3 separate regions of the Homo sapiens genome follow, and regions 2 and 3 are each linked to region 1. A link is an interaction called in ENCODE POLR2A ChIA-PET data of the cell type or tissue named here. Cell type or tissue: HepG2. All regions are shown on one strand. Links, peaks and the distances in the headings refer to the core of each region. The heading gives the core; the rest is flanking DNA. Region 1 holds the start of COA3 (cytochrome c oxidase assembly factor 3). Region 2 has its middle 28 kb from the start of G6PC1. Region 3 overlaps PTGES3L-AARSD1 (PTGES3L-AARSD1 readthrough).

Region 1 (8,380 bases), core at 3,075-8,074:
AGCATGGTGGCTCACACCTGTAATCCCAGCACTTTGGGAGGCCAAGGCAGGCAGATGACTTGAGCCCAGGAGTTCAAGACCACCCTGGGCAACATGGCAAAAGCCCATCTCTAAAAAAAAAAAAATAGCCAAGTGCGAAGTGTGGAGGCACATGCTTGTAGTCCCAGCTACTCAGGAAGCTGAGGTGGGAGGATCACTTGAGCCCAGGAGGTCAAGGCTGCAGTGAGCCAAGATCCCACCAGGCACTCCAGCCTGGGTGACAGAGCAAGACCCTGTCTCAAAACAACAATAACAACAAAGAAATTTATATTTGCAAGTTAGAGAGGGTGTAAAACCAGGTCTCAGGGTAAGGGGCAACTACTCATACTTTCTTAAAGATGTAGGTACATTAGCCACTCTGAGAGGTGCCGTTCAAAAGGCATTATGCCAGGGCTTTACCTTTCTAGGATTTCTACAGCCTGGTAGCTCACAGATTTCTCCAGACACCATTGTTCAGACAGGAGAAAAACAAACTCTGCCAAAACAGGAAAAAAGAGCCTAATTCACAAGATGCAACCAAAACCACTCTGTGAACTCTTGGCATTGTGTAAAAGCCGTGATGGGGCCAAGGGAAGAGGGTCAGGAGGTGAGAAAGATGAGACTAAAACAACCAAAGCTGAGCTTAGTTTCTTTTGCTGCCAATAGGCAGATCAGAGACATGTAAAGGAGGCTGACTGAGTGCCAAAGACAAGGGCTTACCAAGCCCCCTCAGTGACCCTTGAGCCTTCCTGTGGGTTTCAGCTGATAAAAGGCTTGGCCAGTTACACACAAACATACCAGCTGGTCTATGTGACCTCTACACCATGCTGGGAACCCCCAGCTTCAAGGAAGATTCTTGGATGGATAAAAACCCTAACTCCTATATTCTGTTTTCTGTGGAATGTTGGCAGGAACAGAAAGATCCCTCCTGGAGCTTTGATATTCTTTATGACACTGTTTGTTTAGTAACCACCCTCTGGAGAACTCCCATTGCTTTACAAACACAAGTCACCTTACAGCTGGACACCATCTCTCCACCACCAGTTTGCTGGGTAAATCTGTGGTGGCTGAGCCTCTCCCCAGGAGCAAGTGTGTTACTGTGAAGTGGCTTGTTTTGAAGAAACATCCCCTAAATTGGAGAACATAGCCCAATTTAGGGGGAGGGAGTCATTGGGAAGGTGGGAAGGGTGAGATACCTTGGCAAGATTTTAGCCTGCCTCTGTTTCTCTTTGAAAGAACAGCTCCAGATAGAATTATATTTATCTTGCAATATCATTAGAGGGTGGAAACAAGGGTAAATGTCAGTTCTCAACAAAGAAAGCTCCTACAGACTGAAGACCTTTTAGCATTGATCCGTAGAGAATTACACATTTAGTCAAATAATCATATGTCTTCAGAGAAAACTTAACTTTCTTAGAAAATTTAGTCAAGCTTACACAAGTAACAATCTACTCAACACACATTACACATAGATAGATGTACAAAACCTCATCGTTACAGAGGCTACAGTTTGGCTAGCAATGTCCAATGCAGGACAGAATTAGTTTAAGCAATTCAGCATAATACCCTAGAACATATAATTGTGTCTCTTATTAGTCATTTTATTTGCTGGACTTTAGGCTTTATTTCTTAGTTTTGTTCTTTGTGTATGTGTGCAGTTGTTAAGTTTTGGTTTGGTTTTGCTCTGAATTATCTGAGCATTTGTTTCTGTTTTCCATTTTAATTTGCCAAAAAAACTGAGCTTGGATTAGGTGGAATGGATGAGGGTTACACCTTTCCCTTGCTATTGGCCCCACCTCCTCGATAACAAGCATACTCAGATCTGCTATTAACTAAAAGACCCTCCCCTTTTAACCTCTCTCTTTCCCATCACTGTTGAATTTTTTTTTAAATAAATAAATAAATAAATAATAAATAGACGGGATTGTCCTATGTTGCCCAGGCTGGTCTCAAACTCCTGGGCTCAAGCAATCCTCCCATCTCAGCCTCGCTGTTGAATTACTTGAAAGCCTGGCTTACACACCCACTGCTTCCACTTCATCGTTCACTTCCTAATTTTCTATCTGTTGGCTTCTACCTTTCCTAACTTGCTGAAATGATTCTCAGAGGACAGTAAATATGTCCAAATTGTTAAATATCATGGCTTTTTGCAATCTTTAGTTCTGTTGATATCCCTAAAGCATCTGAAACTTCTGACCATTATCCTTTTCAAAGTCTCCTCTTGGCTGCCAAAAGTCCCTTGGTTCTGTTCCTATCTCCTCCTTTTATTTCCTTCACAAGTCTTCTTACTCCAATTCCCTGAACACAAAGTGTTTTCCCAAGGAACTGTCCTTGACCTGCTTTTCTTTTCTCCTTCTAGGAGCTTATCCTCTGCCACAGTTTCAACAATATCATTGTGAAGATAACTTGAAAACCTTGATCTCCATTTCTGACCTCTCTTCTAACCTACTCTTTGAATAGTCTACAAGAACACTTCTTTTAGATGTTCTGCAAACACCTTAAACTCAGCAGATCCAAAACTAAAGCTATTATACACACACACACACACACACACACACACACATATATTATATATATATATATATATATATATATATATATATATTTTTTTTTTTTTTTTGAGACAAGGTCTCACTCTGTTACCCAGGCTGGAATGCAATGGCGTGATCTTGGCTCACTGCAACCTCTGCCTCCCGGGTTCCAGCCATTCTCCTGCCTCAGCCTCCCAAGTAGCTGGGATTACAGGTACCTGCCACCATGCCTGGCTAATTTTTGTATTTTTAGTAGAGATGGGGTTTCACCATGTTGGCCAGGCTCCAAAGCCATTATTATCTTTCCCAAACAAAAGTCACTTTTCCTCCTGCTTTATTTATGTAGTGTGTCTGTGTTTTTTGTGTTGTTTTTTTTTGTTGTTGTTTTTTTTTTTTTTGGGAGACAGAGTCTTGCTCTGTGGCCTAGGCTGGAGCGCAGTGGCACAATCTTGGCTCACTGCAACCTCCGCCTCCCAGGTTCAAGCCATTCCCCTGCCTCGGCCTCCCGAGTAGCTGGGACTACAGGTGCCTGCCACCATGCCCAGCTAATTTTTGTGTTTTTAATAGAGACAGGGTTTCACTATGTTGGCCAGGCTGGTCTCGAACCCCTGACCTCGTGATCCACCCGCCTCAGCCTCTCAAAGTGTTGGGAATACAGGCGTGAGCCACCGTGCCCGGCCGTGTCTGTGTGTTTCTTTTAATGACCACTATACTTCCAGTCTTCCAGGCTCAACCGTTTAGCATAGTCACGTTTTCCTCCTTCACTTCCTAAATTTATCCACAGCAGAACCCTAGACTTTGCCTCTAGAATGTTTTTAATCCACCCTCCCTTGTTATTCCCTCTGCCCTATCACCTAGCCTACTGACATTGACTCTACCTGTCTGCCTACATCCCATCTCCCTCTGGTTTAATCCATCCTTTACCTCCTTTACATCACTGCCAAAATAATGTTTACTAAGGCAGGGTTACCATCGTATCCCTTATTTTAAAACCTTCACTCCCTTATTTAAAAACCTTCAATGTCTTCTTGGTTTCCTACCAAACCAAGGATAAACTCTTCCCCTTGGCATTCAAACTTCCACATGGAATGTCTCCAAACTACCTTTCCAGTATTAATTTCAACTATTCTTCCACATGCACTGGCCAACATGGACTACACTGTACCCACATGCACCCTAAGCACCCCATTTCCATAGCTTTACTCATGCTACCTCTTTTTGGTAGAAACACTGTCTCCTTCCTCCCCCTTCACCAACCCAATGTCCTCCTTCCTTCAAGGTCTGCCTGAAATGTCCCGATGCCTGGGCCATCCCCTGAATTCTTCCTATTACCCCATCGCTCCTCTCAACCCCCATAAACGCTTGTTTTATTTCTCTCTGACGTCTCTTATCTAACCATAGTACCTAGTCATTGCATATTTGTTCTAATATCTCCCCCAAATTGCACATGGTTTGAAGGCAAGACCTCTATCTCTATTTCATCTTTCTTTTCTCTTTTTTTTTTTTTTTTTTTTTAGACAGAGTCTCGCTCTGTCACCCGTCACTCAGGCTGGAGTGTAGTGGCGCCATCTCAGCTCACTGCAAGCTCCGCCTCCCGGGTTCATGCCATTCTCCTCCCTCAGCCTCCGGAGTAGCTGGGACTACAGGCGCCCGCCACCACACCCGGCTTTTTTTTGTATTTTTAGTAGAGACGGGGTTTCACCATGTTAGCCAGGATGGTCTCGATCTCCTGACCTCGTGATCTGCCCGCCTCAGCCTCCCAAAATGCTGGGATTACAGGCGTGAGCCACCGCGCCCAGCCTTTTTTTTTTTTTTTTTTTTTTTTTTTTTTTGAGACGGAGTTTCATTCTTGTCGTCTAGGCTGAAGTGCAATGGCACGATTTCGGCTCACTGCAACTTCCGCCTCCTGGGTTCAAACAGTTCTCCTGTCTCAACCTCCCGAGTAGCTGGGATTAGAGGTGCGCGCCACCAGTCCTGGCTAATTTTTGTACTTTTAGTAGAGACAGGATTTCACCATGTTGGTCAGGCTGGTCTCGAACTCCTGACCTCAGGTGAACCTCCCACCTCAGCCTCCCAAAGTGCTGGGATTACAGGTGTAAGCCACCATGCCTGGCCCTCTATTTCATCTTTCTAGCCAAGCGGTGCCACTCAAGTATTCCATACATGTCGAAGAAATCAAGGGGAGGGCACTGTTGTGACTTATCCATCACTATATCCCCAGCACCCCACAGAGAGGTGTTAGCAAACATTCTCTGAATGAATAAAATCAACGGAATCTCAAGGTCGGTGCCTGAAAGACACAAGCCCCAGTCTCCCAAGAACCCAGCACCCCGGCCCTGCAGCCGCACCCACGATCTGGGGCTCCCTGAAGCGGCCCAGCCGCCCCGAAGCCTCCCTCACTGCTTGCTCATTCTGCTGGGCCAAGTGAAGCAGGGCGTCTTCAATCGTCTCTGTGGCGACAACTCCAAACTGAAAGTCAACGAGGGAGGCCGATCGTGGCCTCATGGGTCCGTCCATATTCACGAGCCTCTTGGGGCACCTGGACGGGTTCACTGGATCCACATACCGACCCCCTTAGCTCCTCTCCAGTCTTCTGCCACACCCTGGATTCCTCGTCCCCTTCCAATGAGTGTGTCGTCGCCTCAAGTCTGAGGAAAACCCAATTACCACCACAGCCTCGAACCCTCCACAGCTTTTTCCCGCCCCAACGGCCACGGACTCCTCAGCCAATCAGAAAGCACGTCCGCTTCTCACCTCCCGCGTCCATCCCCTGTGCCCGGGAACCGCGGCTCTGCCCCGCAAAGGGCACGCGGACTACAACTCCCAGAGTCCACTGCAGCGGCCAAGGGCTACTGTTCCCAGCGAGGCCCGCGCGGCGGCACCGCGAAGGGAGGAGTGGCAACATGGCGTCTTCGGGAGCTGGTGACCCTCTGGATTCTAAGCGTGGAGAGGCCCCGTTCGCTCAGCGTATCGACCCGACTCGGGAGAAGCTGACACCCGAGCAACTGCATTCCATGCGGCAGGCGGAGCTTGCCCAGTGGCAGAAGGTCCTACCACGGCGGCGAACCCGGAACATCGTGACCGGCCTAGGCATCGGGGCCCTGGTGTTGGCTATTTGTATCCGTCCGTGTTGTAGACTCAAGGGGACCGCATATAGGGGCAGGGGAACAGAGTGTGCAAGAGGGCTGAACCACCCGTTTAATTTTGGGGTAAAATGGGTAGTACTTTCCTTTGTTATTCCTAAGGTACTCTTTTAATTTGATTTATTAATAATAACGGAATTGGGGTTCAGGGTTTAGAAACAGCAGCGGCGGGAAGCCGGAATCACTGATTTGGGAGAGTAACAAGAGTGGTAGAGCAAATCTAGGAAAGGGGAATGTGCATATTCTGTGTGGTTTCCTGAACCTACCTCCCCAGATGGTTACACCTTCTACTCGATTTCCCAGGAGCGTTTCCTAGATGAGCTAGAAGACGAGGCCAAAGCTGCCCGAGCCCGAGCTCTGGCAAGGGCGTCAGGGTCCTAATCTGGATGGGTATTGATCATGTCCAACCTGCTGGAGCCCCTTCACATGGTGGATGATGCCCCATGACCCTGTAGAAATTGAATCCTGCTCACAACATTGTTGGCCTTCTTACTAACCTTGGACCGTGATTGAGCCCAAGAAACCAGGGACTTACGCATTTGGCCAATGTCAAAAGAACAGAACTTTGCCCACTGCACACTTGCTGTGTACAATGACTGAGCCCTTTCTTGTAGTTTGTTTCCTTGTTTGAGAGGTGTGCATGCGACCGTGGCTTTTCCCAAAGTTTCTGACTTTGTGGTTTACCCCCTTCACCTTCCAGGGACGCAGTTGTTACGAGGTTAGACGTGGCAGCTCTGTGCAGTGTTTGAGCCTACAGTGGGATACATAGGGTCAAATTGAGAATAATAAACTGAGTCATTCTCCTGGAGTCAAGTGAGTATGGAGGCTGAGAGGCAGCATATGGCACTTCATGCTGGAAAGCTTCACAAGCAGTAGCTGCAGTGGTGGCATTGCCCCAGGGAGCTGTAAATGTTTAACTAGAATTACTTTTTCCATGAGATCTTTCCACCTGATTTAAGGGAGAGATCACTGGGCAGTTTGAGACTGAACCCACGTCTTAGGGGAAGGAAGGTCACTCTTCTGTCCTCTACCCACAAGAACATACTGTAACTCTACTGCTTTTCCCATCCCCAGAGAGAGGGAGGGAGAGAGAGGTGGATGAAGGGTGAAAGACAAGCAGTCTTCATTCTTTTAACTTTCCCTGGTACCTGCCTATACAGGTCTAGGGTGGGGTCTGGAGGGGATCCTAACTTAGTCAAGTGGATCACTGACCTTGCAGTTTCCTCATTAACTGATGGCAGGAAGCCAGAGGGCTGGGCAGCTTCCACCCCTGCCTCCCATTGTGAAAAGAAAGTCCCTTTTAAATCCTCCCCTGCCTCACCCCACAAGTCTTTGCTCCCCCAATTCCTAAGGCATGGCATATGGATTCACGGCGTTCTTGTTTCCAGCATTTTTATTGGTTGCTGCTAATGTGGTGTGAGCATATCCCCTACACTCTCCCAGCTGGGAGTGGGCCCCTCTAGAAGCATCCAGGCTTGGGTGGGATTGCTTAGTGGTTGACTCTTGGCAGGGGAGGTGCTAGAGATGAAGATGGTAGGCAGCAGAACTAACACCTCCACACAGCAAACAGTTCACATATGTTTGGCTCTTCACTATAATGGAGCTGCACTCTCCATGCCCCCCTGGCCTTCTACCCCTTCAGTGTTGGGATCTTCCTTGCTCAGTTTTGTTGATCAGAAAGCATCAGATTCTGAGAACACAAGCTCCATGGTGGGCCCTGGTGTGGGGGAGATACATGGCTTCTGTTCTGAATTCACTGGAGGGAAAAGAAAAAGTGATGAAGAAACCTCCAAGGTGGGAGGAAGGCGAAGCTGCAGCCAGGTACCATTCCCTGGGCTCTCCCTCCCTTGGGCCCGCCCTCACCATCCTGCCAACATCCCCGGCGAATGTCACCCCCTTGCTTGCCCGCTGCTCCTGGGAGCCGGTGCTGCTGCCACTCAGAGAGTTCCTTCGCATGATGCCTGGGAGCAGGATGGGGGAAGGAGAGCACTAAGTGAGGAAAGGGGAGGTGGGGAGAGGGGGTCTATTCCCCCGGGGCAGACCCCCAGGGCCTGGAGAAAAACAGTCGACAGAAAGGGGTCTCAGGGAAAAGATGGAAGCTGGGTGACTGCAGTCTCACCAGGGCCTGGGGGCTCAGAGCGCTGTAGGCTGTTGCGGCGGGAGGTGGGGAAGCTGCCCTTGGAGAGGCGGCGCTGGCGGCTGGACAGCATAGCAGCTGGGGCCACAATACCCGGTGGGGGCTGCTTCCCCAGCCGGCTGTACAAATCTTCAATTTCTTTTTTCTGTAGTGTCTGTAGTGTTTCCACCTCTGACAAGTGCCTGAGGATGCACGGAGGGCATGAAAGGGCTAGCCACACACCTTGCTCTCCCAGGTTCTCCTCTCACTCCTCCATCCTCCCGAGACTCACTTCTGCCGAAGACTCTGCAGCTCAGCCCAGAACTCCTCATCTTCCCCACTGCTTTCTGACTCCTCGCTGCTCAAACACAGGCTGCTGTAGGAGTAGTTCATCCACACTGGGCTGGGATGGCTCAGGGGTTGGGGGCTGCCCCCAACTTGGGGTTCCTTCCCATCATCTCCTTCCTCCTCAACTCCAGCCCCCAGACCCTCAGCTGCACGGTCGCTCTCAGCCAGAGCTTCCCTGGTCTCTGGCCCGCCTCCAGCACTGTCCTCTGTATCTGAGCTCTCTG
Region 2 (8,380 bases), core at 1,439-6,438, 130 kb before region 1:
TTTCTTTCTGGTAACAGTGGCGGCAGCAGGGGCACTTGAGGAGCTCAGGCAGCCCATGTGTGTGTTCTGGTGCTTCAGGACTGAGTGCAGCTCTGGATGTTGTGATTATAGCTCAGCCTTTGCTTACTCATTTCTCTTAGAGGATGAGCCTAAAAGTAGGCTTGAATCTTAAACCTTTTTTTTAAATTAAAAAATTGGTTTTTTGATTGTTTAGTTAGGCAGCAGAGGAGTCTTCTTGTTTTTATGGGACGGTTGATTAAGTTTAACCACCCAGAAAGAAATGTTTCTCATTAAGAAACATTAGGCTGGTCCGATGGTAGTGGGTCATCAGAACTTATTAACATTAGTGTCACTAAAGTTGGTATACAACCCCCCATTGCTAAATTTCACTGGATTAAGAAAAAAAGAAACATTAGTTAAGAATAAAACAAAACACAGTTACCTGCCAGGTTTTTTTTTTTTTTTGCAATTGAGTCTTGCTCTCTCACCCAGGCTGGAGTGCAGTGGCAACGATCTCAGCTCACTGTAACCTCCAACTCCCGGGTTCAAGAGATTCTCCTGACTCAGCCTCTCGAGTAGCTGGGACTACAGGCGCCCGCCACCACACCTGGTTAATTTTTTTGTATTTTTAGTAGAGATGGGGTTTCACTGTTTTAGCCAGGATGTTCTCAATCGCCTGACCTTGTGATCCATCCACCTTGGCCTCCCAAAGTGCTGGGATTACAGGCGTGAGCCACTGCGCCCGGCCAAAAATGTTTTTTTAAAAAGAAAAGAAATTAGTGAAAGCATGAACTTTGGAGTCCACAGTTTTCACCCTGCCATTTTGATTGTGTGTTTTAACTCAGGTGACAAGGTGACATTTTCTCATAAATACATTTAAATCAGCATTCTACCAACACTGATGACTTTTCATTAAAACTCTATAAATTGCAGATTAATACACAAAACCACAAAGCAGAATAGTACAACTGACTCTTTTTTTTTTTTTTTTTTTGAGACAGAGTCTTCTTGTCTTGTGGCCCAGGCTGGAGTGCAGTAGTGCAATCAGAACTTATTGTAAACTCTAACTTCTGGGCTCAAAGGATTCTTCTGCCTCAGCCTCTCAAGTAGCTGGGATTATAGGTGCAAGCCACCACACCAGGCAATTGACTTTTAATATTTCTCACGTTTCTTTTTAACCTTTAGAGAAATCTCTGATGTATCTGATGAAATTTTTGTCTGCAGTTCAGTAGCTCTTTCAGTTTCATATTGATTTTTGATACTCTCTTCAAGAGGCATTGATGGATCTAGAAAAAAAAAGGTTTTTCATATTCTCAGTATTCTTTTTTTTTTTTTTTTTTTTGAGATGGAGTTTCACTCTTGTTGCCCAGGCTGGAGTGCAATGGTGCGATCTCGGCTCACTGCAATCTCTGCCTCCCAGGTTCAAGTGATTCTTCTGTCTCAGTCCCCGAGTAACTGGGATTACAGGCATGTGCCACCATGCCCAGCTAATTTTTGTATTTTTAGTAGAGACGGGGTTTCATCACATTGGTCGGTCTGGTCTTGAACTCCTGACCTCAGGTGATCAGCCCACCTTGGCCTCCCAAAGTGCTGGGATTACAGGCGTGAGCCACCACGCCCGGCCTACTTCTTTTTTCAAAATGTTAGCTTCAGTTATTTGTTTCTTTTGTAATTTCGTATTTTTGTGTTTTTTTGTAGAGATAGAGTCTCCCTATATTGCCCAGGCAGGTCTTGAACTCCTGGGCTCAAGTGATCCTCCTGCCTCAGCCTCCCAAAGTGCTGGGATTACACATGCGAGCCACTGTGCCTTGGCCCTCAGTTATTTCTGGATGATGAGATTGGAGTGATTTTTAGTTTCATCTTTATACTTTTCAGTAGTTTCCAACATTTCTGAATGAAATGATCTTCTTTGTAATTCATTTGTGTGATACTTTTCTAATGACAAAAAGCAAGATAAAGAGCCAGGTATGGTGACGTGCACCTACGTAATCCTAGCTGCTCAGGAGGCTGTGGCAGGAGGATCACTCAAGCCCAGGAGTTCGAGAGCAACCTGAGCATCATAACAAGACTCTGTCTCAACAAAAAAAATTAAGTTAAAATACTCTGTCAGAGCAATAAAGACCTTAAACTTCCCAAATGTCAACTCAGTAAAACAACAACAAAGTTCCCTGAGACTCTCTCAGTTATGATTTTACTCCCGAAGCAGTCACTGTCTTGGAAGGATGACTGGCTCTCAGGAGGCTGCCTCAAACGATGCATGTGAAATTCATGTAGGCTTCCAGTGTGTGTGTATGTGTGTTTTGGGGTTGTGTTTCCTGCTGTTTATAACAGGAGGATAGTCTGGTCAACCAGAACAAGGAGACCAAGCCAACAGACATCACCATCAGCAAAGGGACGGTATAATGGCGGTTGGCAAGGCAAATGAGGGCTAGTAAAGGAAATGCAATTATAGTGAGGGTGAAGATTAAATCTCTATGCAGGAATATTGCAGATAAAATAAATGAAAACAATTATATCTTTTTTTTCTTTTATAGAGAGGGGGTTGCGGTATGTTACCCAGGCTGGTCCTGAACTCTGGGTCTCAAGCAATTCTCCCGTCTTGCCTTCTAGTGTTGGGATTGCAGGCATGAGCCACCGGGCCTGGCCTGAAAATATTTTATATTGAATAAAAAATTACAACATAGAGTTCAATTGGAAACATTATTGTGAACCCATAAGCTTTAAGAGAAATATAATTTCCTGGCTCTGACCCTAAAATACAGTTCATTAACAGCATTTCTTTTTCTTTTTCTTTTTTCTTTTTTTGAAATGGAGTCTCGCTCTGTTGCCAGGCTGGACTGTAGTGGCTCAATCTTGGCTCACTGAACCTCTGCCTCCCAGGTTCAAGTGATTCTCCTCCCTCAGCCTCCTGAGTAGCTGGGATTATAGGCATCTGCCTAATTTTTGTATTTTTAGTAGAGATGGGGTTTCACCATAATGGCCAAGCTGGTCTTGAGCTCCTGACCTCATGATCCACCTGCCTCAGCCTCCCAAAGTACTGGGATTACAGGCGTGAGCCACCATGCCCTGGCCACAGCATTTCTTTTCCTTCTTCTTTTTTTTTTTTTCCTTTTTGAGATGAAGTCTCTCTCTGTTGCCCAGGCTGGAGTGCAGTGGCATGATCTCAGCTCACTGCAACCTCCGCCTCCTGGGTTCAAGCAATTCTCCTGGCTCAGCCTCCTGAGTAGCTGGGATTACAGGCACACACCACCACGCCCAGCTAATTTTTTGTATTTTTAGTAGATATGGGGTTTCCCCATGTTGGCCAGGCTGGTCTCGAACTCCTGACCTCAGGTGATCCTCCTGCCTCAGCCTTCCAAAGTGTTGGGATTACAGGCTAGGCCACTGCACCTAGCCCATTAACAGCATTTCTTCTGCTAACCTCCCACTCTCGTGCACCCATCAAAAGGAAATGAGACTTCTTAGTGGGTGGCTGATTCTGTGTCTTGGAACAAGGAAAATTTGGAATGGGCCTAGAACACAAGGATTTTAGGCCAGCAATGGTAGAAGGATAAGGAAGCCACTGTCCAAATTGCAACAATTTGACATCAAAAAAGGAACATAGTAATTATGTTTATTTATAATTGACAATTATGATTAAAATAAGTTCAGTGTGTGAAAGACCTCAAAATAAAAAAAAGTTGATATATGATTTTCTGATATATGACATATGATTTTTCTCTGCTTTTATGATATTTGAAGCATCATAAAGGGGACGCGGAGCTGGAGTGTCACAGGGGCTGAGGCAATGTAATTGGTTAAGCCACCAGTAGGGTGTGTGATCACCAACAAAAAGAAAAAGTCCTACACTGAAAGCCCATGGGGTTGAAGCAGGATTTGGTTCACGCTAGAACTTCTGAGAGTCAGTGTGTATCTTGATAAACAGCAACAGAGCTTAGTCATGAGTTCCCTGTAACTGGCTGCTCAGAGAGTTTGCTCCCCACCTCCTGGGGAGAACTTACCTGGGAAGAGGCCAATGTTTCTATCTAAGCCTGTCCCGTCCTCTGAGTTTCCAACCTTCTAATTTCACGTTGGGAGTGCCTCCGAACATGTTTTTGCTGAGTCATTTGTGGAGCTCTAGAATTGTTGAACCTATCATTTGTTTTCCAAGTTAGGGGCAAACAGTAATATATTGCTCATTTATTATTCAACCAAGATATCTGGAGTCCTCCTCATGTGTTAGGCCAGGGCTAGGCACAGGGTTTAAGTGCAAGAGTGAGCAAAGCAGGCATGGAGCTGCACTCATGGGGCCTAGTCTAGTGGGGAAGACGGACATGATCCAAATAATCACAAAGTGACGTTTGGTAGAGAGCAAAGTAAAAGGGGTGCTTTGGCAGGCCCAGAAGAGGAACTTGATCATGACTCATGGTGGGTGGGCAGGGAGGCTTCCTTGAGAAAGTGATACCAATGTGGAGGACTGAATTATGTGAAGAGGCAGAAGAGTGTTCTAAGAAGGGGGGTGTGTAAAAGCCCAAGCTCGGAGGAGGGCTGGAGTGTGTTGCATTGGAGGAACCAAGATGACATTGGCTGTGCTTTGTGGAATGAGGTGAAGGAGACCAGGTGAGGTGCGGTAGACAAGGTCCAGCTGAGGTAAGCTTTCAGAGGCCATATAAAGATTTTTTTTTTTTTGGTAAGAGCATTATTGAGATATAATTCACACACCACAAAATTCACACATTTAAAATGCACAATTTGGTAGCCAGTTGAGGTAGCTCATGCCTGTAATCCCAGCACTTTGGGAAGCAGAGACAGGTGGATCACTTGAGGCCAGGAGTTCAAGACCAGCCTGGCCAACATACTGAAACCCCGTCTCTACTAAAAATACAATTAGTTGGGTATGGTGGCACATGCCTGTAATCCCAGCTACTTGGGAGGCTGAGGCAGGAGAATCACTTGAATCCAGGAGGTGGAGGTTGCAGTGAGCTGAGATTGCGCCACTGCACTCCAGTCTGGGGCAACAGAGAGAGACTCCATCTCAAAAAGAAAAAAAAAAGAAAAGAAAAGAAAAGAAATGCTGTGGCTGGGGTGCGGTGGCTCACACCTGTAATCCCAGCACTTTGGGAGGCCAAGGTGGGTGGATCACTTGAAGTCAGGAGTTTGAGACCAGCCTGGCCAACATTGTGAAACGCCATCTCTACTAAAAATATAAAAATTAGCCTGGTGTGGTGGTGGGTGCCTGTAATCCCAGCTACTCGGGAGGCTGAGGCAGGAGAATTGATTGAACCTGGGAGGCGGAAGTTGCAGTGACCTGAGATCACACCATTGCACTCCAGCCTGGGGGATGAGAGCAAAACTCTGTCTCAAAAAAATAAAATAAAATAAATAAATAATGTACAATTCAGCCGGGCATGGTGGCTCATGCCTATAATCCCAGCACTTTGGGAAGCCAAGGTGGGAGGATTGCTTGAGGCCAGGAGTTTGAGATCAGCCTGAGCAACACAGTGCAACTTCATCTCTATGAAAAATTAAAAAGTTACCCAGGCATTGTGGTATCTACCTGTATTCCCAACTACTCTGGAGGCTAAGTTGGGAGGATCTCTTGAGCCCAGGAGGTTGAGGCTGCAGTGAGCTATGACCATGCCACCGTGCTCCAGCCTGGGTAATAGAGTGAGACTCTCTCAAAAAAAAAAAAAAAAAAGAAAGAAATTAAAAAAAGAAAAAAATACAATTCATTGGTTTTTAGTATATTCACAGAGTTGTACATAACCACAGTCAATTTGAGAACATTTTCGTCACCCTAAAAAAAAAACCCTGCAGCCTTCAGCAGTCACTCTCCATTTCCCCCAAACATCTAGCCTTAGGCAACCACCAATCTACTTTCTGTCTCTATGGATTTGCCGATTCTGGACATTTCTATAAATGGAATTATATGGTATGTGATCTTTTGTGCCTTGCTTCTTTCACTTAGTATAATGTTTTCAAGGTTCATCCACACTCTAGCATGTATTCATACTTCATTCCTTCCATGGCCAAATAATATTGCACTCTATGGCTAGGCTATATTTTGTTTATTTATCATTAGTTGATGGACATTCAGGTTGTTTCTGCTTTTTAGCTATTATGAATAATCCTGCTCTGAATATTCATGTACAAGTTTTTTTCCTTTTTAAAATTTATGTATGTATTAATTTAAAAATGGAGAGATGGGTAGAAAATAAAAGATGAAGGAAAAAGATACAAAAAGAAGTGAGACCAGACAGGGTGGCTCACTCCTGTAATCTCAGTACTTTGGGAGGCCGAGGCGGGTGTATTACTTAAGGTCAGGAGTTCAAGACCAGCCTGACCAACATGGTGAAACCCAGTCTCTACTAAAAACATAAAAATTAGCCATATGTGGTGGTGTGTGCTTGTAATCCCAGCTACTCGGGAGGCTGAGGTAGAAGAATTGCTTGAACCTGGGAGGTGGAGGTTTCAGTGAGCTGAGATTAAGCCACTGCATTCTAGCCTGGGCAACAGAGCAAGACTCCGTCTTAAAAAAAAAAAAAAAAAGCAGAAATGAAAAAACACACAAAAAAGCAAAAAATAAAGACGGGGGTCTCACTACGTTGCTCAGGCTGGTCTTATATTCCTGGACTCAAGCAATCCTATCTCTTCGGCCTTCCAAAGTGCTGGAATTACAGGCATGAGCCACGGCGCCTGGCCAAGTTTTTCATAATAAAGATTTATATCCTAAGAACAGTGATAATCCATTAAAAAGTTTCAAGCAAGAGTGTGATATCAGATTTTGGGTTTAAAAAGATCACTCCATCAGTCTTCTGGTGAATGGATATGAAAAGGGCGAGAGTGAATGCAGGGAACATTTACGAAGCCCATTGCAGCTGGACTCGTTGGTTCACACCTGTAATCCCAGAACTTTGGGAGGCCGAGGCAGGTAGATCACCTGTGGTCAGAAGTTCTAGGCCAGCCTGGCCAACATGGTGAAACCCCGTCTCTACTAAACATATAAAAATTAGCTGGGCGTGGTGACATGGGCCTGTAATCCTAGCTACTTGGGAGGCTGAGGCAGGAGAATGACTTGAACCTGGGAGGCGGAGGTTGCAGTGAGCCAAGATCAGCCTGGGCAACAAGGTGAAACTCCGTCTCAAAAAAAAAAAAAGAAAAAAAGAAGGCCATTGCAGGCCATTGCCATTGATGGTGGTGACTTTTATCTGGGGTAGGCAGCAGTAGAAATGGCAAGAAATGGCAGATTTTAGAGATATTTAAGGGGTAAAAGTAAGAGGATTTGATGGATGGAGGATGGATGGGAAGGAGGAAGATAGCGTGTGGATGGATGGACTTACCATTCACTGAGATACAGAATTGTAGAGATGACCAGGTTTGGGGTAAAATATTAAGAACCTAAACTGGGTGTGGTGGCTCACACCTGTAATCCTAGCACTTTGAGAGGCTGAGGCAGGAGGATCATTTGAGTCTAGGTGTTCAAGACCAGCCTGGGCAACATAGAGAGCCCTTGTCTTTACAAAAAAAAAAAATTTTTTTTTGTTTGAAAAGGAGTTTCACTCTTGTTACCCAGGTTGGAGTGCAGTGGCGCAATCTCAGCTCACTGCAATCTCTGCCTCCCAGGTTCAAGTGATTCTCCTGCCTCAGCCTCCCAAGTAGCTGGGATTACAGGCATGCACCACCACATTTGGCTAATTTTTTGTACTTAGTAGAGACAGGGTTTCACCATGTTGGCCAGACGGATCTTGAACTCCTGACCTCAGGTGATCCATCTGCCTCGGCCTCCCAAAGTGCTGAGATTACAGGCGTGAGCCTCCGCGCTCGGCCTATACTAGCTATTTTAATTCCAGAAATGTCTGGAATATAGCAGATGCTTGATAAATACTTGTGAAATGAACGAATTGTTCCAGCTGAAAAATTATTAAATTAAAAGATGGACCCTGCTTACATAAGTGGTAATCATAAGGGATTTTATGAACAAATAATTTGAAACCTTTAGAGTTAAAAATTTCTTATTACAGTAATAAAGATGTTAACTTTAAGTTGACAGTAATCTAAGTGTTCTGTTAATTGAATGATCAACTTGTTGGCTGTCAGAGAAGGAAGGAAACGAGTAGATTGGCACTAAGACATTCAAAGCCCCAGCAGGAAGCTGAGGCTCAGCAGAGCCAAGGAGTCAAGGGTCTTCCGGAATGTTCCCCTGCAGGGATGGGCCACAGCTTGGGGGTATGGACGAGCGGCAGGCAGGGCAGGTGAGCCTCAGCGAGCAAGGAGGTCTTTGAACCCAGAGTGCAAGATATTGAAACAGAAAATAATTAATTTGCCTCAGTTTATTTTTAATTTTTTGTTTTTCTTAAACTGAGTGTTGTTTTTTTTTTTGAAACTGAGGTTCATTTATAAA
Region 3 (6,863 bases), core at 1,699-6,698, 170 kb before region 1:
CTCCTCACTTTCCAGACTGGGCAGCCAGGCAGAGGGGCTCCTCACATCCCAGACGATGGGCGGCCAGGCAGAGACACTCCTCACTTCCCAGACGGGGTGGCGGCCGGGCAGAGGCTGCAATCTCAGCACTTTGGGAGGCCAAGGCAGGCGGCTGGGAGGTGTAGGTTGTAGCGAGCCGAGATCATGCCACTGCACTCCAGCCTGGGCACCATTGAGCACTGAGTGAACGAGACTCCGTCTGCAATCCCGGCACCTCGGGAGGCCGAGGCTGGCGGATCACTCGCGGTTAGGGGCTGGAGACCGGCCCAGCCAACACAGCGAAACCCCGTCTCCACCAAAACCAGTCAGGCGTGGCGGTGCGTGCCTGCAATCGCAGGCACTCGGCAGGCTGAGGCAGGAGAATCAGGCAGGGAGGTTGCAGTGAGCCGAGATGGCAGCAGTACAGTCCAGCTTCGGCTCCGCATGAGAGGGAGACCGTGGAAAGAGAGGGAGACCATGGGGAGGGGGAGGGGGAGGGGGAGAGGGAGAGGGAGAGAGAGAGGGCATAATGCCTATGTTGCTTTATGATACAATTATCTTTCCAGATGTGTTGTCTCCTCAGTCAATCGGCTCCTGGAGGGTGGGACTTCTTTTTTTTTTTTTTTTTTTTTTTGAGATGCAGTCTTGCTCTGTCACCCAGGCTGGGGTGCAGTGGCACGATCTTGGCTCACTGCGACCTCCGCCTCCCAGGCTCAAGCAATTCTCCTGCCTCAGCCTCCCGAGTAGCTGGGACTACAGGTGCCCGTCACCACGCCCGGATAATTTTTGTATTTTTACTAGAGACGAGGTTTCACCATATTGGCCAGGCTGGTCTCGAACTCCTGACCTTGTGATCCTCCTGCCTCGGCCTTCCAAAGTGCTGAGATTACAGGCATGAGCCACCACGCCTGGCCGGAGGGTAGGACTTCTGAGATTTTCAGACTCTATCATGCCTAGCTTTGTGTGTAGATTGGCAGGTTCCTGGTCAAAGGAGTGCAGTTGGGAGGACTAGGGACCTACTGACCCTCTTTTCCCCAGGCGTGCTCCCATGCATATGCCCACACTCTCCCACACACTCCTGCTCCTGCCCTCCTGGCCTGTGACTCTTGGTGCCTCTTCTTGCAGCCAGTGTGGCTGTCTGTGGACTTTGATAACTGGAGAGACTGGGAAGGGGATGAAGAGATGGAGCTGGCTCATGTGGAACATTATGCAGAGGTGAGAGACAACACCTACTGTGTTCTGCCCACTTGATCATTCTTTGTGTTTCTCTGCACACATGTCTCTGGAGGATTGTCACTGGGGCCAAGCAGAGATATGCAAGCTCTCTAGGCAGGTTACTCATTGATGCTGATATTCTTTACGTATTTTGTGCAATGTTTATTTAATAGGGATGAGAGGAAAGAATATTATTGAAATTATATACATTGATTCACTTATTCAGTGTAGAGCCTGTATTCTGAAGAAGTTTGACAAAACGTTTTTCCACTTTTCTGTAATTCTTGTTCTACTGTTTTCTGTGTGTGTGTGTGTGTGTGTGGTTTTCTGTCGCCTAGGCTGGAGTGCAATGGCGCGATCTCAGCTCACTGCAACCTCTGCCTCTGGGTTCAAGCAATTTTGTCTCATCCTCCTGAGTAGCTGGGATTACAGGTGCCCACCACCACTTCTGGATAATTTTTGTATTTTTTTAGTAGAGACGGAGTTTCACCATGTTGGCCAGGCTGGTCTCAAATTCCTGACCTCAGGTGATCCACCTGCCTCACCCTCCCAAGTGGTGGGATTACAGGCGTAAGTCACCATGCCTGGCCTGTGTGTGTGGTTTTCTTTTTGAGACAGAGTCTTGCTCTGTCTCCCAGGCTGGAGTGCAGTAGCTCCCTGCAACCTCCACTTCCCAGGTTCAAGTGATTCTTGTGCCTCAGCCACCTGAGTAGCTGGGATTACAGGCATGCGCCACCACCCCTGGCTAATTTTTTTTTGTATTTTTGGTAGAGATGGGGTTTCATCATGTTGGCCAGGCTGGTCTGGAACTCCTGGCCTCAAGTGATCTGTCTGTCTCAGCCTCCCAAAGTGCTCACATTACAAATGTGAGCCACCAAACCCGGCCTCTGTGTGTGTGTGTGTGTGTGTGTGTGTGTGTGTGTGTGTGTGCGCGTGTTAAGCCAGACAACTTCATGGGATGTTAAAACTAGCAGTATAAAAACTCACATCATAAATAATTGGCCCCCAGTAAATCACACACTGTCGTTATATTATTTGGTTTCAGTTATAAAAACACTAGCCGACTCCAATCTGGATTTGTGTTAAATTTTCTTTTAAGAAGGGGATCAATTTACTTTTCTCAAATTAATTCCAGTGATGTTTTAAAGATGGGAGCAGTTGCCTGACCAGTTCTGGCTGCAACCATTCTTCTATGGACCATCAATGTGCAGATTGTTCTTCCTTCACTCCCTTCTCCCTTGTGATTATTTTTTCTTCCCACTAGCTTTTGAAGAAGGTCAGCACCAAGAGACCTCCACCTGCCATGGATGATTTGGATGTAAGTAAAGCCTTCCCCTCAACCCTTCAGTTTCTTTGTAGCCCTTAAAAACAACCCACTAGAGAGCTCCTATCCCAGTTCCTAGCACACAGTAGTTCTCAGTGCCTGTTAACCAAATTTGAGTTTGACCCAAGAGGGCTAATATTCTTTTTTTGGGGGGTGGGGGAGGAGTTTCACTCTTTCGCCCAGGTTGGAGTGCAGTGGCCCGATCTTGGCTCACTGCAACCTCTGCCTCCTGGGTTCAAGAGATTCTCCTGCCTCAGACTCCTGAGTAGCTGGGAATATAGGTGCCTGCCACCACGCCCAGCTAATTTTTGTATTTTTAGTAGAGACAGGGTTTTGCCATGTTAGCCAGGCTGGTCTCGAACTCCTGGCCTGAGGTGATCCACCCGCCTCGGCCTCCCAAAGTATTGGGATTACAGGCGTGAGCCACCACGCCTGGCCCAAGAAGGCTAATATTCTTCTCCAGGCTTTAGAAAACCCTAGCAAGACCCTCCTGCTTTCCATCTACCCCTCTGTTTCTCCATCCTAGAGAAGACCTACCCCAGCTGTAAGGAGCAATAGCATTAATTAAAATTCTGAAACTAGGGTGGGTGTGGTGGCTCACGCCTGTAATCCCAGCACTTTGAGAGGCCAAGGCAGGTGGATCACTTGTGCTCAGCAGTTTGAGACCAGCCTGGGCAACAGGGCAAAACCCTGTCTCTACCAAAAGTACAAAAATTAGCCAGGCACAGTAGCCTATAATCCCAGCTACTCAAGTGGCTGAGGTGGGAGGATCGCTTGAGACTGTGAGGCAGAGGTTGCACTGAGCTGAGATCATGCCACTGCACTGCAGCTGGGTGATGAAGCAAGACCCTGTCTCAAAAAAAAAAAAAAAAAAAAAAAAAGTCCTGAAACTAATGATGTATGACAAAGTAGTGTTGGTTTACTTAACATCCAAAGTAAGTTAAAACCTTTCATATTAGCCCCCTAAGTTGGGTGGTTTAGGAAATCACAAAAAGAAACTTGGAGAACAGGAGAGAGGAAGCAGTATTTGTTAACACAAATGTTCCTGCTTTGCAGGGTCTACAGGTGCTTTGTCTTTTTTCCCCCCCGCCCCCAGGATGATTCTGACAGTGCTGATGATGCAACAAGTAATTAACTTTCTGTGACGCAAAGCTGGGAAGGCAGCTGTGGCTATTTTCCAGTTGTTCTAGAAAGCTAGCGCCTAGGCCTTTGTCAGCGCTTTGGCTGTGCACCAAGTTCTTCTGAGATCTCTGAACTTTCCTAGAAGCTCTTTATTAAGGGTCGTCCTTCAAGCTTGTCTTCCTCCTAGGCACTTGACTATGGCTCCACATCAGATGCAGGGTCGGGGAGGGGTAGACTGGTAGGGCTTCTGATTTCTTACTGATTGGTTTCTAATCTCTGTGTTTAGGCCACTTGATTATTTGAGTATGTGTGTGTATGTGGCAAAACAAAAGCCAAAGAAGAATGCAGATTATAGAAATCTCTACTATGTGTGCATATGGGGCAAAGCAAAAAGCCAAAGAAGAAACAGATTATAATAAATCTCTAGGAACTGTTCTCTGTCTGTTTCCTTCTTGTACTTATTCCTCCTGGTGGCAAGCCTCTTCTCCCTCTAGTAACCAAGCTGGGGTGCTTCCTCTTGCCCAGATTTGTGCTCTGATTTCTTACAGCTAATTCTGTCATCTCTAGAACCAGCCACTTCAGCTTCCTGCACACTCTAGAAATCTCTTTATACTTTTTTTTTTTTTTTCCGAGATGGAGTCTTGCTCTGTCGCCCAGGCTGGAGTGCAGTGGTGCAGTCTCTGTTCACTGCAACCTCCACCTTCTGGGTTCAAGCAATTCTCCTGCCTCAGCCTCCCAAGTAGATGGGACTACAGATGTGCACCACCAGGCCCAGCTAATTTTTGTATTTTTAGCAGAGATGGGGTTTCACCATGTTGGCCAGGCTGGTCTCGAACTCCTGACCTCAAGTAATCCACCCACCTCAGCCTCCCAAAGTGCTAGGATTACATGTATGAGCCACCACACCCGGCCCTCTTTATACTTTTAAAACTGATTGTTACTCTAGTTAATGTCTATGTTTATTTGTCCAACAGCTATTCTATTTGTCCATAAACTTTTTTGAGTGCCTAATATGTACAGTTGACTGTAACTTAAACAAAATAAATGCATTGCCTATAGACTTTGCTCTTGAACTCATGGTAAACTATTAGGATTTACTTTAAAAGTAAACTTTATTTATTTATTTATGTTTGAGATAGAGTCTTGCTTTGTTGCCCAGGCTGGAATACAGTGGTACATTCATTATTCATGGAGCCCTGACTTCCTGGGCTCAAGTAATCCTCCTGCCTCAGCCTCCTGGGTAGCTAGGACTACACTACAGCTGACTAAGTTAAAAAATATTTTTGTAGGCTAGGTGCGGTGGCTTATGCTTGTAATCCCAACACTTTGGGAGGCTGAGGTGGGTGGATCACCTGAGGTCAGGAGTTCGAGACCAGCCTGACCAACATGGAGAAACCCTGTCTCCACTAAAAATACAAAATTAGTCAGGCGTGGTGGCTCATGCCTGTAATCCCAGCTGCTTCAGAGGCTGAGGCAGGAGAATGGCTTGAATCCAGGAGGTGGAGGTTGCTGTGAGCCGAGATCACACCATTGCACTCCAGCCAGGGCAACAAGAGCGAAACTCCGTCTCGCTCTATAAAATATATATATATTATATATTAATTTTATATATAAAATATATATTATATATATTAATTTTATATATTATATATAAATTATATATTTAAAATATATAATATATAAATTATATATGATACATATTATATATATTTTATATATTATATATCTACATATATAAATACATATATATTTATATATTATATATTATATTATATATTATATAATATATATTTTATATATTATATTATATATTATATAATATATATTTTATATATTATATTATATATTATATAATATATATTTTATATATTATATTATATATTATATAATATATATTTTATATATTATATTATATATTATATAATATATATTTTATATATTATATTATATATTATATAATATATATTTTATATATTATATTATATATTATATAATATATATTTTATATATTATATTATATATTATATAATATATATTTTATATATATGTAAAGACCTTGTCTTTAGGACAAACTATTTTTTTGTAAAGATTTGCTTGTTGCCCAGGCTGCTCTCAAACTCCTGGCCTTAAGCCTCCTTCCTCGGCCTCCCAAAGTGCTGGGATTACAGGCCTGAGCCACCATCCCTGGCCCCATACTGCATTATAAATACTATAATACCTATAATTTATTTTATACTATGTAGTTCTAAGGTATAATTATATAACATACAAAACAATATATAACATGGAACATAAACATATAGTATATATTACTTACATGCAGTATGTTAAAACTTAATTAGCAGATGTGTTGTGTGTGTCTGTGTGTGTACACAACTGGAATCATACCATCCGCATCTTGCATTGTGCCCTTTTTCATTTAATATATATTGGAGATCTTTACAAGTCAGAACATATAGATCTAACTCATTTTTTTCATGGCTATATGGTATTCCATTGAATGTATTTTTCATAATTTCACAGGTTCTTTATTGAGGGACACGTAGGTCGTTAGTCTTTTACCATATTCTTTTTTTTTGAGACGAAGTCTCGCTCTTGTCCCCCAGGCTGGAATGCGACGGCGTGGTCTCAGCTCACTGCAACCTCCGCATCCCGGGTTCAAGCGATTCTCTTGCCTCGGCTCCCCTAGTAGCTGGGATTACAGGCGCCTGCCACCAGGCCCAGCTAATTTTTGTATTTTTAGTAGAGACGGGGTTTTACCACGTTGGCCAGGCTGGTCTAGAACTCCTGACCTCAGGTGATCCACCTGCCTCGGCCTCCCAAAGTGCCGGGATTACAGGCATGAGCCACCGCGTCCGGCAGTCTTTTACCATTTGCAAACAATATTGCAATCAACATTTAAAAATGTGGATCTTTACATATTTTTGCCAGGATATCTGTAGGGTACATTTCTAGAAGTAGAATTGCTAGGTCAAGGAGTAGATAAAATACATTTAAACATTTTGATAGCTGTTACCAAGTTGCTCTTTGATGAAATTGTACCAATTCTCACTCCTACGAACAATGAGAGTGTTCCATTCTCTAAATCGTTTCAGATATTTGACAAGATAAAAATTAGCACCTGGTTTAATTTGCTTTTTTTTTTTTTTTTTTTTTTTTTTTTTTTGAGACGAAGTCTCGCTTT

Evidence for each region. ChIA-PET counts read pairs that join two places held together with the same protein. Peaks named below come from ENCODE experiments on the same cell type or tissue, not always from the same donor. Only the 100,000 strongest peaks of a DNase experiment are listed, where the experiment ranks them.
Region 2: POLR2A ChIA-PET joins it to region 1 with 5 read pairs; 3 of 35 experiments call an interaction of 5 or more read pairs at or near these places.
Region 3: POLR2A ChIA-PET joins it to region 1 with 8 read pairs; 3 of 35 experiments call an interaction of 5 or more read pairs at or near these places.

The regions. Positions count from the first base shown.
Region 1 is chr17:42,795,754-42,804,133 of GRCh38, reverse strand. WNK4 (WNK lysine deficient protein kinase 4) reads right to left here. Exons shown (of 19, transcript NM_032387.5): 16 at 8,101-8,380; 17 at 7,812-8,011; 18 at 7,556-7,653; 19 at 7,068-7,448. The coding sequence ends at 7,446. COA3 (cytochrome c oxidase assembly factor 3) reads left to right here and starts at 5,430. Exons shown (of 2, transcript NM_001040431.3): 1 at 5,430-5,666; 2 at 5,967-6,509. The coding sequence starts at 5,453. The coding sequence ends at 6,073. CNTD1 (cyclin N-terminal domain containing 1) reads right to left here and starts at 5,273. Exons shown (of 7, transcript NM_173478.3): 1 at 4,898-5,273; 2 at 439-514. The coding sequence starts at 5,066. RefSeq lists enhancers at 5,418-5,467, 5,488-5,537, 5,678-5,747. In HepG2, for the core only: no CTCF peak of the experiment used is centred there; DNase peaks (open chromatin) are centred at 5,393 and 6,583; H3K4me3 peaks cover 1,796 bases.
Region 2 is chr17:42,924,866-42,933,245 of GRCh38, reverse strand. It overlaps the pseudogene RNY4P2. Among named protein-coding and RNA genes, the nearest start is that of G6PC1, 28 kb to the right of the region's middle. RefSeq lists enhancers at 4,182-4,331, 4,221-4,797. In HepG2, for the core only: a CTCF peak has its summit at 3,816; a DNase peak (open chromatin) is centred at 3,865; H3K4me3 peaks cover 474 bases.
Region 3 is chr17:42,965,977-42,972,839 of GRCh38, reverse strand. It overlaps PTGES3L-AARSD1 (PTGES3L-AARSD1 readthrough), which reads left to right. Exons shown (of 17, transcript NM_001136042.2): 5 at 1,144-1,233; 6 at 2,498-2,551. It overlaps PTGES3L (prostaglandin E synthase 3 like), which reads left to right. Exons shown (of 7, transcript NM_001261430.2): 5 at 1,144-1,233; 6 at 2,498-2,551; 7 at 3,654-4,737. The coding sequence ends at 3,692. Among named protein-coding and RNA genes, the nearest start is that of AARSD1, 5.0 kb to the right of the region's middle. RefSeq lists an enhancer at 1-211 and a silencer at 3,281-3,481. In HepG2, for the core only: no CTCF peak of the experiment used is centred there; a DNase peak (open chromatin) is centred at 4,789.